2 separate regions of the Mus musculus genome follow, and region 2 is linked to region 1. A link is a loop called in an ENCODE intact Hi-C map of the cell type or tissue named here. Cell type or tissue: gastrocnemius. All regions are shown on one strand.

What was found. A loop is a pair of places that touch in the nucleus more often than their neighbours do. Peaks named below come from ENCODE experiments on the same cell type or tissue, not always from the same donor. Only the 100,000 strongest peaks of a DNase experiment are listed, where the experiment ranks them.
Region 2: it touches region 1 in a loop (10-fold over the local background); 31 of 42 quality-filtered maps call a loop at or near these places.

The regions. Positions count from the first base shown.
Region 1 is chr2:32,857,684-32,860,183 of GRCm38, forward strand. No RefSeq gene overlaps it. Among named protein-coding and RNA genes, the nearest start is that of Stxbp1, 12 kb to the left of the region's middle. In gastrocnemius, a CTCF peak has its summit at 1,495 (motif pointing right); DNase peaks (open chromatin) are centred at 82 and 1,510; H3K27ac peaks cover 1,322 bases.
Region 2 is chr2:32,926,974-32,929,473 of GRCm38, forward strand. Lrsam1 (leucine rich repeat and sterile alpha motif containing 1) reads right to left here. Exons shown (of 26, transcript NM_199302.3): 24 at 1,679-1,760; 25 at 1,012-1,157. Among named protein-coding and RNA genes, the nearest start is that of Lrsam1, 33 kb to the right of the region's middle. In gastrocnemius, a CTCF peak has its summit at 1,436 (motif pointing left); DNase peaks (open chromatin) are centred at 1,452 and 1,776; H3K27ac peaks cover 391 bases.

The DNA of each region.
Region 1 (2,500 bases):
GAAGCCCCTGGAGCCAGAGCGGCTTCCTTTTTTATCTCTCTGGAAAGCAGAGCCTGGAAACCATCGTCCAGATGCAGGCTGCCCCCGCCACCTGCTGGTGGGCAGGAGGAACATCAGGAGACTGAGGGCTTCATGTAGGCCAATTGGGAGCTCCGTGACTGAGCCTGCTCTTGCTGTTGTTACATAAATCCACCCACTTATTGTAGGGCGGGGATGTCTTAGATGGTCGAGCTTCTGGTCCTTCAGTTTCGTCAGTCCTCTGGAGGCCAACTTAACTGTGGCAACAGAACTCTCTCTCTCTCTCTCTCTCTCTCTCTCTCTCTTTCTCTCTCTCTGAGACAGAGCTTCTCTGTATAGCCCTGGCTGTCCTGGAACTCACTTTGTAGACCAGGTTGGCCTCAAAGCTGCCAGTCTCTATTTTCTTCGGTTTTTGCCTGCAGTCCTTCTTCATGATGACATAACTTCATCATGTCACTGGGACACAAGAGAATTTATATATATATATAATATAATATATATACATATATATACACACACACATATACACACACACATATAATGTGAAATATATATCATGTAATGTGTAATATGCGGTATGTAATGTGTGATATGTAGTATATAATATATGATTATATAATTATGCTATAAAATTATATATTGTATATATTATATATCATGCCATACATTACATGTCACATATATCAATTAAATACCATATATCATCTATAACTATATATAATTATATATTTATAAAATATATATTCTGTATATAACTATATAACTATATGTATATATATATATATATATCCATATCCATATCCATATATATATATATATATATATACCCATCCTTCTCTTCCCTCCCCTCCTTCCTTCATGTCCTCTGTTCCCTAGCACTTCCCTCTTCCCTTTCTGTCCTCCTTTTTTTTTTTTGGTTTTTGTATAGCCCTGGCTGTCCTGGAACTCACTTTGTATACTAGGCTGGCCTCGAATCTTTTTGATTTTTTAAAAAATTTTATTTGTTTTATGTATAAGAGTGCTCTATCTGCATATATACCTGCAGACTAGAAGAGGGCATCGGATCCCATTACAGATGGCTGTGAGTCACTATGTGGTTGCTGGGATTTGAACTCAGGACCTCTGGAAGAACAGCCAGTGCTCTTAACCACTGAGCCATCTCTCCAGCCCCTCTTTTTTATTTTTTACTTTATTTTATTTTTTGGAGACAGGCTCTCACTGTGTCACCTCGGCTAGCCTGGAATATTCTGTGTAGTCCAGATTAAACTGGCCAGATTAAGAGATTCGTCGGCCTCTGCCACCTGAGTGCTAGGATTAAAGCTGAGCACCACCGCACTGAGCCCTTTAGCTCTTTGCTGCTGTATCCCCAGCACCTAGAGCAGGCCCCAGCACACCTGAGGCACACACATATTTGATGAACAAGGTGGGTGTATAAGAATGAGCTCTGAGGGGCAGACCTCAGATGGCGCCATCACTCTGAGGTGACCAGCAGGGGGAGCAGTGAGCAGAGCAGCCCTGACTCTCTACACTGGTTTCTTCCTTCCACAAAGGAAAGTGAAGGTGCTGCATTTGTCACAGGGTGTCCACTGGCACCTGGATCTAGTGCCCATCCAAGGCAAACATCCACCCACCATCTCCAGGTGTTTCCTCACGAGCGTCGCCCAGCTGGGACCCTTGTTCAGCCCATTCCCAGCCAGTTCTACCCAGCCAGTGTGCAGTTCTACCCTAACTGCACGTGGCCTCCCGGAGAGGCTAAGGTGCATAGGTGGGGAAGAGCTAGGGGAGGGCACTTCGTCTATGTGGCTATGGGTGGAGGGTCCCCTCAAATGTGTGTGTAACCCCTCAAATATGCTCTGTAAGGAGCCCAATAAACGCATTCATTGGTGCCTCGGGGAGAATGTTGGCAGCTTCACTCCTTGGCTTGTCAATGAGACCGTGAGGGGAGAGAGCCATTGTTAGGTCTCCCCCAGGACAGGAATTTTAGCAACAGTGACTTCAGTCTTGTTTGGCTTTGGGTATTGTATGGATAGGAACTGGGACAGGGGCCTTCCAGGTCCTTCCTTCCCACGTGTCCCTTCCCTTAGTCAGCAGCCTGAGGTGGCCTAGATACCCAGGACCCAGCACTCAGGAGGCTGAGACAGGAGGCTGGGATATACAGGGAGATTCTTGCTAAGACACAAACAGCTCTTGTAACTACACGGCTGGACAGCAGCCTAAGGGTGTCACCCGGATCTGTTAGCCAAGCAGCCTGGCCCGAGAGAGCAGGAAAGAAAAGGAGAGGGATTTTTGCTGATGGCTGCATGACAGAGGTAAGGCCATCTGACAAGTGACAGCCAGCAGTGAAGAGTCAAGGCTTTAGGATTGTAAAGGGAGAGTCCGGTAAGACGGCTCATCCTGTAATCCCAGGCAAGGGGATCAGGAGTTCAGTGAAGCTCAAGTACAAACTGAGTCTGAGGCCAGCCTGGGCTACACGGGAACCCGT
Region 2 (2,500 bases), 69 kb after region 1:
TGCCAGTGGATGTGAAAACCTAGTCAGGCCTGTTGGCAGTTTTGTACCTGTTTTTCCATGGATTGTAATAGCATTCAAATATCTACAATCTAAAAGCTCTTTCCTCCAGTGCATGCCAGGCTGAGTGCCCTGCTACTGAGCTGCCTCCACCCCCAGCTGGGATGCCAGGCGTGTACTGCTTACCTGGCCCTCCACCTATTTGTAATTATTTTGTGTTCACACTTGCCAAAGTATGATGCCTAGCCTAAAATGACTTCCACCTTATAGTCACTAGCCTCGTATGTGTTCCCTGACTCTGTCTTAGCAAGACCCCTCAGTATGCACATGGCCTGAGAAGTCTCCAATTGCTTCAAAGTCATGTATCATATCAAGAAATTGGGAGTCCCTTTCAGAGCCTGAGGACAGTGCCTTGGTTACAGTTCTAACCACTGTGCCCTCCGCCGCATAGCACCCCGGAGTCTGCTGAAGGTCAGAGAGCTACCGAGCTGCTACAGCAGCCCCCTTAGTAACTCATGTGTGTATTCTACTCGGGAAGTGTAGAAGGGGGTGTGGGATCCCCTGACGTTATGAGCCACCCGACATGGTACAGGGAAGGGCAGTGAGTGTGAGCCATCTCTCCAGCCCCTTTTGGGTTTCTTGACACAGGGTCTTGCTCCATAGCCTCAGACTCACAGGGCTTTTGCCTTTTTCATCTCTCATTAAGTACGGCTGCAGGCATACCTGCCGTGCCCTGCCCCGGCTCCCTTAGCAACTGTGCAGGAGGGAGGACCTGTGCTTTAAGCACTGGTATGTTTACTTTTTGCAATAAGTGTTAATTTTGCAACAATCTTACAAAGGCCTGGCCGGGAAAACCATGTTCTTGGTGAGTCATGCCTGAGGAAATTTTCCCTAATATAGTTAATAAGCTGAGGGAAAAATCCTTCTCTGGGGAAAATGGACTCTAGACAATGTCAGCATTGCGCATATCTGGGTCATGGAACATGGGTCATTTTGGTGTCTCCCCACACTTACTTCACGTTCCAGGCACACAACACACTCTGAGGTCGGCATGTCCAGTTCAGCTGGGGGGGCGGACGGTCGCACTGACTCTTGGAGCTCCCGGGGAGCTGTGGGGGGCTCGAGGGCACCAAGGACCTCATTCTCGAGTGGTTTCAACTCTGAAGAAATCAGAGGGACAGGCTAAGCCATCCCCAGATGGTCCCAGTCTTAGCTTGTGTGAGTAATCGGGGGTGGGTGGAGGGGAGAGGGGGTGCCTCCGTCCATGAGCAGGGGAAGGATCTCCCTCTCGGCCTCATTAATTCTTCCGTGTCCATCTGTGAGATGGGAGCACCCAGCTACCACACACTCTGCTTGTGGAGCTCAGAGGTGAGAAAAACCTTAGAAGCCTGAGGCTCTGAGAGAGGACATCGCATGCCTAGAGCCGTATCGCCACCCAGTGGTGGAACTGCAGGACAGAGGCCCTGGGCTAGTGGCTGAGCTTCTTTACCAGGCTCCTCAGGAAACAGCATGGGTCCATCAGGTGATGGCAGAATGGGACCGCCCCAAGGCTGCCTCCTCAGTCCCCAGTCCTCCCCCAGCATAGCCCACACTGTGCCTACAGCTCTGCCTTGGAGCCAGTAGCCCCTAGACTGCTAAGTACAGCCTCTGAACAGCCCAGAAAAGAGCTTAGAGTCAGTACCTGGCTGGACCCTAGGCACAGCTAGCAGGTCCTGGGCTCTCCGTAGGATCTCATGTTGCAGGCCTGCTTCTGAGACGCCCACCTGTGGCCAAACAGGAAAAAGCAGACCAAGGGCTGAGGGCAAGGAGCCAGCTCTCCTCTACTAAGCTGTCATATGCTGTCCAGCCCATAGGACTGCCTCAGCCTCCACCTCCGGCACCTTCACTGGAAACAGGGAGGCCTGGACCTTGTGGTCAGTATGAGGCAAGGTAGAACCACAGCCCTGCAGGTGGCTCAATCGGGCCTCTGTGGCAGAGGGGAGAACTGAGCCCCCAAAGGAAACCTGTGACATGTGTGTTTACTGAATGCTTTCCTGACACTACTGTCACTGTGCCTGGTGACCTTAGGACAGAGAGCTACTGAAACTCCTCTGCTGAGAAGTAGCAGGGTCAGAGCCTTCTAGCCGACACCCCAGAGCCTGGGCGCATAGCCCAGAACCCTGCATCTATCCGAAGGTCATCAGGAACTGCCCCCAAGCATGGGCCCTGCACTGTCCTGGATGAGGCAGGACAACAGAACGGATGAGAGCAGGGACCCTGAGGCCAGACCACTCAGAGTCAAGTTCCCGGTTCATGGGCTGCCGTGAGACACTAAGAATGATGCCAGGCATGTATACGTCCCAGGGAGGTGCCGGTGGATTAACTCCACAAAAGGAGCTCATGTTGTGTTCAGGACGTAGCTATAACTGTGTGACACCATTGCACAGGCTGAGGGCAAAGGTGAGCAGAGGCAATGGGGCAGCGGTTCTGGCCATGAGAAGCTCGAGTCACCTGACCTGGACAG